2 separate regions of the Homo sapiens genome follow, and region 2 is linked to region 1. Evidence: chromatin contacts called from ENCODE Hi-C or POLR2A ChIA-PET data. All regions are on one chromosome and are shown on one strand. Each heading gives the region's core, a stretch centred on a gene start or an enhancer-like site at or near the end of the contact. The rest is flanking DNA. Distances are from core to core; before and after follow the strand shown.

Evidence for each region. A loop is a pair of places that touch in the nucleus more often than their neighbours do. ChIA-PET counts read pairs that join two places held with the same protein, here RNA polymerase II (POLR2A). Pooled maps may share reads with other maps.
Region 2: a loop to region 1 is called in a map of vagina, with 7 times the contacts of the local background. The contact joins two enhancer-like sites. A Hi-C loop is called at or near these places in 12 of 168 maps with a recorded cell type or tissue (HCT116, PC-9, aorta and 9 more), 1 of 37 single-sample maps with no recorded cell type and 13 of 50 pooled maps. POLR2A ChIA-PET finds 5 or more read pairs at or near these places in 12 of 52 experiments (A549, AG04449, B cell and 7 more).

What each region holds. Positions count from the first base shown.
Region 1 is chr1:17,525,247-17,530,193 of GRCh38, reverse strand. It overlaps a transcript of ARHGEF10L not described here. Among named protein-coding and RNA genes, the nearest start is that of ARHGEF10L, 12 kb to the left of the region's middle. Within about 2 kb of position 2,418, at least 8 of the 41 ENCODE cell types and tissues checked have a DNase peak (open chromatin) inside an H3K27ac peak, as active enhancers do; they include prostate gland and transverse colon, where a contact is called at or near this core.
Region 2 is chr1:17,567,678-17,572,128 of GRCh38, reverse strand. All of the region lies in intron 1 of ARHGEF10L (Rho guanine nucleotide exchange factor 10 like), which reads right to left. Among named protein-coding and RNA genes, the nearest start is that of ARHGEF10L, 30 kb to the right of the region's middle. RefSeq lists enhancers at 1,091-1,607, 2,124-2,640, 2,641-2,935, 3,157-3,673. Within about 2 kb of position 2,771, at least 28 of the 41 ENCODE cell types and tissues checked have a DNase peak (open chromatin) inside an H3K27ac peak, as active enhancers do; they include prostate gland and transverse colon, where a contact is called at or near this core.

The DNA of each region.
Region 1 (4,947 bases), core at 1,169-3,668:
GCCTAGGGTGTGCCCAGCACCATTCCAGGAGCTGCCAGTAAAGGAAACAAGACTGCTGTGTGGCCAGGTGCGGTGGCTCACATCTGTAATCTCAGCACTTTGGAATGCCGAAGTGAGTGGATCACCTGAGGTCAGGAGTTCAAGACCAGCCTGGCCAACATGGTGAAACCCCATCTCTACTAAAAATACAAAAATTAGCCGGGCATGGTGGCAGGCGCCTGTAGTCCCAGCTACTCGGGAGCCTGAGGCAGGAGAATTGCTTGAACCTGGGAGGTGGAGGTCACAGTGAGCCGAGATCGTCACACTGCACTCCAGCCTAGGCAACAAGAGCAAGATTGCGTCTCAAAAAAAAAAAAAAAAAAAAAAAAAGACTGATGTGTTCCTGGCCCCATGGCCCCATAAGCCCCATGGGAGGTTACCAGGGACCCCCTGATCATTCCTGGCTGCTCTGCTTAGAGCTCCACCTATAGCTGCCTCCTGTCATCCTCCAGTGCCACCCACCTCCTCTGAGCTCCCAGGAACTTCCCAGATAGCCTGCCCCAGCCCCTGCAAAGGCAGTTCACAGCTTGTCATTCATGGGTCATTTTGCCCTCAGATGCTTCTCAACCAGCTCCTAACTGGGCAAACCAGATAGGCAGCTGTGGTGGCCCAGGCTTCCCTGAAGAACCCCTTAGACCCAGCCCAGAAGGCATGGCTAGCATCCACAGCACCTGTGTGGAGGTGATTTGCTCATAGCCCTCCCCACCCTGAGAAGCTGGCTTGGGGTCTGCCCTATGTCACCATCCCCTCTACTGTCTGTGGCTGCCAAGGACAAGCCAACTTCCCAGAACAACCCATGGATACATCTGGTTAACTAGTTAATGCCGGACACTGTGTTAAATGATCTTAATTGGCCGGATGTGGTGACTCGTGCCTGTAAACCCAGCACATTGGGAGGCCGAGGAAGGTGGATCACTTGAGGTCAGGAGTTCAAGACTAGCCTGGCCAACATGGTGAAACCCTGTTTCTACTAAAAATACAAAAATTAGCTGGGTGTGGTGGTGCATGCCTGTAGTCCTAGCTACTTGGGAGGCTGAGGCAGGAGATCGCTTGAACCCAGGAGGTAGAGGTTGCAGTGAGCCAAGATCACGCCACTGTACTCCAGCCTGGGCAACAGAGGGAGACTCCATCTCAAAAAACAAAACAAAACAAAATGATCTTAATCATCATCATCTATATCACCATCCTCACAACCATCATCATCAACATGGCTAACATTTATTGAGCATTTGCTACACGACAAGACCTGAGCCAGCCCTTTACCGTATTATCCCATGGAAACACAATAATCCCATGAAGTAAGTACTGGAACCATCCCATGCAACAGATGAGCACACTGATAAGCACACGTTAAGCCTAGCACCAAGTACTATAGTGCTTGTTAAATTGTCTGTTACCCCTGCTATACTATTATCCCCCGAGGGCAGGATCATGTATCCAGTGCACAGAGTTGTGTCTCCAGAATGCAGTGTCTGGCACAGAAGAGGAATTCAATAAACAGTCTTCAGATGAATGAATGGATGGAGGATGGATGGATGGATGAAAATTATGGGTGGTGGACAAATGGATGGATGGAGGATGGATGGCTGGATGGATGGATGGATGGATGGGTGGATGGATGAATACAACTGAAAACCAAAAGGAGGCCGAGCACAGCGGTTCATGCCTATAACACTTTAAGAGGTCGAGGTGGGAGGATCACTTGGGCCCAGGAGTTCAAGACCAGCCTGGGCAACACAGTGAGACCCTGTCTCTACAAAAAGTAAAAATAAATTATACAGGCATAGTGGTGTATGCCTGTGGTCCCAGCTACTTGGGAGGCTAAAGTGGGAGGATCACTTGAGCCCAGGAGTTCAGTGAGCTGTGATCATGCCACTGTACTCCAGCCTGGGGGACAGAGCAAGACTCTGTTTCAAATAAATAAATAAACAAATAAAGAAAGAAAATAATTATCTTAATGAATTTTTTCAAAGTAAAGAAAACCAAGAGGAAAAGGGACAGGCGCAGTGGCTCACACCTACAATCCTAGCATTTTGGGAGACCAAGGCAGGTGGATCACTTGAGTCCAGGAGTTTGAGACCAACATGGCAAAACCTCATCTCTACTAAAAATACAAAAATTAGCCAGGTATGGTGGCTCATGCCTGTGGTCCCAGCCACTCAGGAGACTGAGGCAGGAGAATCGCTTGAACCCAGGAGGCGGAGGTTGCAGTGAGCCAAGATCATGCCACTGCATTCCAGCTTGGGTGACAGAGTGAGACTCTATCTCAAAAAAAAAAAAAAAAGAAAAGAAAGAAAGAAAGAAAAGCAAGAGGAAAAGCACTAGAGGGCAATAACCCTCGCCTCCCAGTCACCTACCCCCTCAGTGAATAGGTCGGAAACTGGATGCAGTTTTTCTGCTAACTGGAAAATCCCCTGGCAAGGATTCCAGGCAAAGCAGAGAAGAGTATGTTGATGTTTCAGGCGTAGAAAAAAAAAAAGGAGTGTCTTGGGGGTGATGAACTTTGAGAGAGCTCAGTAAAGACAGCAGTGCACAGAGTCTGATCAAGCATTTTCCCAGAAGCCACCAGGGAATTTAACCTGCTCAATCCCAAACTACAGGTCTCTGGATCGGCTCCGGGTGAGGGGTACGGGTGGTGCCATAAAATGTCTCCAATGTAGTGAGCTCCCTGCCCTGTGGCTCCAGGGTGGGGCCTGGGAACAGAGCCGTGCCAGCCTCTCAAGTTCTGGTCGGAGTCAATCCCAACCCATTCCCTGGGTGCTGTCTCAGAATTGTGTGTGGAGCACCCGCCAGGAGGCTAGAGCTTTAGGGAGATTATTCTCTGGTGTATTAAAAGATCTCATGCTGACCTACAAATCCTCCGACCACATGAATTCTGATCAGCGGCGTCAGCCAGCCACCCGGTTCTGGGGTGAGATCAATGTGAAGCAGGTTGCCCCCTTCCCCCACCCCTGCATTCCCTGATCAGAGCCCAGGGTTTCTAGTTTCCTTTGGGAGAAGCAAGACTCAGAGATGAAACAAGTCGGTAGTCCCAGGAGAGCAGGCATGGAGGCCTGTGGCCCAGTTTTGTAGTTTCCAGAACAACTTTTCAAGAAAATGAAGAAGAGAAAAAGGCTAGAAAGCAGAGTGGGATCCCGGCCCCACTTAGAGACATCCGCCCGCCTGAATGGAACAAGTCATTGCCATCCAAGACAGCACAACGAGGCATCCTGCCATCCCTGAGCCTTGTCTTTTTTTTTTTTTTTCTTTTGGAGACAGGGTCTCACTCTCTTGTCCAGGCTGGAGTGCAGTGGTGTGATCTTGGCTCACTGTAAACTCTGCCTCACAGGCTCAAGCGATTCTCATGCTTCAGCCTCTAAGTAGCTGAGACTACAGGCATACACCACCATGTCTGACTAATTTTTCATATTTTCAGTAGAGACGGGGTTTCGCCATGTTGCCCAGGCTGGTCTCAAACTCCTGGGCTCAAGCAATCTGCCCACCTCGGCCTCCCCAAGTGCTGGGATTACAGGTGTGAGTGACTGTGCCCGGCCAGCCTTGTCTCTTTGTCAGAAACAGGGAGTTGGGGCAACCCTGGTGCCAAGATATGGCCTTCCTTTCATTGAGCATTTGCTGTGCACCAGGTTTAGTGATCTGCCTGGGATAACTCATAACCCTCTCAACACCTCAGTGAGACCAAGTGACTCATCCAAGTTCACACCATCAGAAGGGACAGAGCTGAGATCTGAACCCAACTCTGACCAAAAAGTCCAAATTTTTCCACTAATAAGGTGGAAAGGACTTAGGAGGCCTCTTCTCCCACAAACGTTGGCATCCCAGGTTTATTCCAAAAATTGGCCACACAGACTAGGGGCAGGTTTTTACAGAGATCACTCCAGTCTTGGCCAGTCCCCTGAATATCGGAAGCAATAAGAACCTCCCCTGCATTCCTGTGCTCCCTGGGCTTTGCAGCCACACAGGGAGGAAGGAGAGGGAGCACTGGCAGGGAACCCAGAGAGGGCACTGGGGAGCCATCCATTTGAGCAATTCAGAGACTTTCAGAGGGGAAGGGCCCTGAGGAATAGGGGGTGGGAGATGGGGAGTGGGGGAGTTATTGCCCTCTAGTTCTTTTCCTCCTGGTTTTCTTTTTTCTTTTCTTTTTTTTTTTTTTTTTGAGACAGAGTCTCACTCTATCACCCAGGCTAGGGTGCAGTGGTGGGATCTCAGCTCACTGCAACCTCCACCTGCAGGATTCAAGCGATTCTTCCATCTCGGCTTCCCAAGTGGCTGGGACACAGGCGCACGCCACCACACCTGGCTAATTTTTGTATTTTTAGCAGAGACGGGGTTTTACCATGTTGGCCAGGCTGGTTTCAGACTCCCAATCTCAAGTGGTCTGCCCATCTCAGCCCCCCAAAGTGCTGGGATTACAGTCATGAGCCACAGCACCCAGCCTCTTTACTTTAAAAAAAAATTATTAAAAGAATGATTTTATTTATTTGTTTATTTATTTATTTGGAAAGGAGTCTCGCTCTGTTGCCCAGGCTGGAGTGCAGTGGTGTCATCACAGCTCACTGCAGCCTTGAACTTCTGGACTCAGGCGATCCTTCCATCTCAGCCTCCTGAGTAGCTGGGACCACAGGCGTGTGCCACCAGGAACAAGACTAGAACCCATGGCTCAAGCCAACATCCTCCTTTCCTAGAGAGAAACTGAGGCCCCAAGAGGTCAAGCATTTGCTCAAGGTCATGCAGGGCGTGAAGAATGGCGTGGGGAGCAGAGGCAGCCTCCTGGCTCCCAGCCTAGGGTCCCATCCCCCACCCCAGTTGGCTCAAACCAACCATGACATTGGGACCTTTTTTATCAGATAGAACGGATGCTTATCAGATTTAATTATAACATTGCTCAGGGGGAGAGACAGGGTAGACTAA
Region 2 (4,451 bases), core at 1,522-4,021, 42 kb before region 1:
GTTGCGCACAGCTGGATCTCAGAATTGCTGCCCATCCATGGCCCCTGCCTTTCTGAGCGGAATTACCTGCAGGGGTCCCCTGCCCATCCCATCACTGGTCCACAGGTCTGCAGATGGGCAACTGGAGGAGCCCCCCCAAACTGGCCTCTGAGCTGATGCCAGAAATGAGATGGGGTAAGGAGGGAAGGGAGGAGTCTTTTGCATGGTACAAGGACGTCTTTCTAGGGTAGAAGCCGAGGCCACCAAGAGACGCAGCTCCTCTCTACTGGATCCTTCCCAGCAAATAGAAATATGTGGCCAGACATGGTGGTTCATGCCTATAATCCCAGCACTTTGGGAGGCCAAGGCTGGTGGATCACTTGAGCTCAGAGGTCCAAGACCAGCCTGGTCAAGGTGGTGAAACCCTATCTCTACTAAAAATACAAAAATTAGCCGGGAGTGGTGACGGGCACCTGTAATCCCAGTTACTCGGGAGGCTGAGGCAGGAGAATCACTTGAACCCAGGAGGCAGAGGTTGCAGTGAGCCAAGATCGCACTACTGCACTCCAGCTGGGGTGACAGAACAAGACTCCATCTCAAAAAAGTCATAATAAATAAATGAATAAATACGCTGCATTACTGCTCATCTGATCCCATACCCTCTCCACCCACTACCCCATTTCTCTGCTCCCCTTTACAAGACTTCCCCGAGGAGTGCCCATGCTCCGTCTCCTGTCCCTGTCTCCTATTCTGTGCTGAGCTACCTATTCCCAACCAAGTGTGTGCCCACCGCTTTGCCAGCCAGCTCACGAGGTCACCTGCGGCCTCCACTACACCGGTTCTGATGGACCAGGATGGGGAGAGAGGAGCATCTCGGTCCCCATTCTGCCTGACCTGCCAGCTGCTCCCTTCTTTCACGTCTCGCTCCAGCTCCCCTTCCTCCGCTCCTCCTTCCTCCCTCCAGGTTGGCAGTTCCCAGGTTCAGGCTACACCGCGGCTCCTCCCTGGGCCACCTGGGTCACCTGGCTCACTTCGTGGGTCCTAAGCCATGGCCATAGTGATGCCTCCAGCCTGTCCTGCCCTTGAACTCCAGGCTCTGCCCCTCTGCCTGCTCTGTGTCTTCACTCAGTGATTGATCGGGCATCTCAGCCTTAACGTGCCCATACCCACCTCCTGATCACCATGCTGCCAGAACAAAGAACCCTGCTCCTCCCAGTCTTCCCATCCCGCTTGCTAGCACCATCCCACCAGCTGCTAAGGCCAAAACCTTGGAGTCATCCTTGACACCTCTGTCTCACACCCAGGGCCCACCCTTCAGCAAACCTGCTGGCTCTACCTTCAACATACGCCCAGAATCCGAGCGCATCTCACCCCCTCCACAGTACCACCATGGCCCAAACCACCATCATCTCTCACCTGGGCTATTCAAAACGCCTCCTGACCAGTCCCTCTGCTCTCACCTCTACCCCTGCCCTGACATGTTGTTCTCAGCACAGCGGCCAAGTTCATCCTCCGCTCAGAGCCTGGAATGTTTTCTCACCTCATTTAAGGAAGACCCAAGCCCTCATCTTGATCTCTGAGGCCCCACGTGTCAGAGCCCCCACAACCCCCCCGACTTCATGTCCTACCTCTCTCCACACAGCTCACTCTAGTCACCACCACCTTCCAGCTCCCTGAATGCCCCAAGCATGTTTCTGCCTCAGGGCCTTTGCACTTGCTGTTCCCACTGCCTGAAATGCTGTTCCCCCAGATACCCACACACTGCTGCCCTCACCTTCAGGGCTCTGCTCCAAGGTCGCTGTATCAGAGGCCTTCTCCTGACAGCCCACACACATGCCCTGACCCAGTGTCCCCATCCTCACAGGATTTAACACCTCTGGCAACTACAAATTTTAGTTATTTATCAGTTTCCTCCTATGAGAATGTGGACTCCATGAAGGCAGGACTGTGACCACTGTTCACCGCTCTTATCTGCACCCATGGCACAGGCCTGACACACAGGCGACCCAAGGCACAGTTGCCAAAGGAATGCAGAAATCCCTCGTCCCAAGTCGGGCCCCTGGGGAGGAGGCGGCCACAGCTGGGCCCCTCCCTTCTGAAACCAGCCTGCACCCAGGACAGCTCCTCCCCAGTAAGGTTCACAAACAGATTCACAGCCAAGTTGCAAAGGGGCAGTTCCCCAAAACCAGAGTGGAAAGAGGTCTGGGGCTGATGCCAGGAAATGGTCAGAAGGGGAGGAGTGGGACAGGGCCAGAGGAGGACTTGGACTATTTTTAAAAACTCTCTCCCAAAAAGACCACATTCTTCCTCTGATGAGTCAGAAGCATGTGGCCGGCAAAGGGGACAGGATCCGCGAGCCTCCGCGGCTGCCACCGTCACCAGGCAGGCACATACCCCAGCCTTTCCCACGGGGCAGGTGTGAGACCCTGGCGTCTATTCAGTTTCCCAGGGAAGGAGCAAGGCTGGGCACCGGTGTCCCAGGTTGGCAGGCCACAGAGAGCAAACCAGGCCTCCCTTTCAAAGCCCACAGGGTCCCATCTGGCTCCAAGCTCTTTCTTCAGGCCCAATCTCTGTCTGGCAGGGAGGGGCCTGTTCACTCTGTCCCACGAGGGAGCTCTGGGCAGGAAAGAAACAGCCTTTGCAAAGCTTAGAGCTAAAAACAGCTCAACCCACCCAACAACGGCAGGGCAAGCAGGCCAGCAGCATCTGAGGTCTCCTGAAATGCAAGCCCAGCATGGAGCCCCAGGACCCCCGGGGGCCCTCAGCCACACAGCCCAGGATAGCTCTGGCTGAATTCAGAGCAGCCAGCACTTATGATTCAAACCACACCCCTCAGTGATGTGCTGTCCTCCCCAGATAAGGGTGTGAGTGCAGTTCCAGCTGTTCTGGGGCACCTCTGGCGGGAGTTGGCTCTGAGCACTGCTCCAGGCCAGGGGATGCCTGGTGCCTCCCCTAATCCTCCCACCAGTTCCTCCAGGGGCAGAGCCAACCCACGAATGGCAGGTACCTGACCCTGTTTTACAGAGGAGGAAACTGAGGCTCAGAGAGGGAGAGAGATTTGTTCAAAGCCAAGAATCTGATCAAAGGTGGATCCATGATTAGACCCAAGGTCTTTCAGCTGTGACTGGAAAGATCCATCAGGATCAGGCCAATGGGTCCATCCCACTCCCTTGCAATTAACTTCACAATCTGAGAAGATGCGGACTGGGGCTGTGGGAAGGGGACAGGGAAGACTGGGCTGGAGGTGTTGGGGGAGGGAGAGCAGGGAGGGATGGCTTCAATCATTAAAAGGATTTGCCCTGAGTCCTGTTGTCCTGAGTTGAAGTCAAATCCGGGACCAGGATCCCCCAAGAGAACTGTTCCCAAACACCCGTCCTCTTTCCCTATCAGCTTTAACAAGAGCTGAACTGCTGCTGACCAACCCTGTGGTGCGACTTACGAGGAACCAGACAATGCGGATGCCGCCCACAGCCTGGTCCTAAACTCCCCCTAGTATTCCTTCTGCCTTGGCATGGAAGCCACACTGGGTGTAATGAGCTTCAAGCACCCCCCGACATCCTGCAGGCAGAGACACCACTGCTTGCCCAGTGAAAAATGGGACCACTCTACTCCAGGTCATTTCTGCTCTGAAGCAATCTCTGGTCCTGCCAGTGTGCCCCCCAGGTTCCCCTTTTTGCCATGTCACCATCATGCCCTGGGTAGGGATTTTTAGGAGACTGAGCTCTGTGCTCGATCCCAGCTGAGGCCAGCTGTGACACAGATGCCATCCACTGCTCCGATCCCTGGTTTCCTCTTCCATACAATGACAACTATAAGAATCACCATGCACAGGGCTGTTCTAATGATTAAATGAGATAATAATTCTCAGAAAGTGCTTCACTGAGAGCCTGGAACACAGTAAGTGCTCAATAAATGTTTGTTGAATGAATAAATGACTGCCTCCTGCTAAATGAACAGCAGCACCGGCCTACAAGAAGGGGTGGTGTCCCAGGCTAGAGCTGAAGGGTCCCAGAGCTCCCCGTCACTGCCCTCCAGGAAGGCACTGCCTGCCTGGATGGTGAAGGCAAGGCTTAGGAGGCAGCCCCTCTAGCAGCATCTGACCATGCAGTACCTGCCCTCACTGAAGTGCTACAGGAAGCCATCAGCTTGGCCCAGTGCTGAGCACCCAAAAGCCTGCACCCAGCCCCTTCCTCTTTTAAAGTCAAGATTCCAGGGAAGAGGGTCAAGGACAGGAAGGGGGAGGATCCAAAAATGAGACAGCAAGGCCAGAGTTGCCTTAGTTGGTGCGAAATGCAGCAATGACCAAGCTCTGTGCATGGTGCCAAAGAGACATTCCAATTCCCTGCATCCGCATAGTCAGCACAGGGCCAGCTTGGAGCCATCTGCAGACATGGACCCTTCAAGCAAAGCACGCCGGCTGGAGAATCAGCCCCGGGAACTCAGGTTCCACTTCCTGACTGGATCTCAAAAAA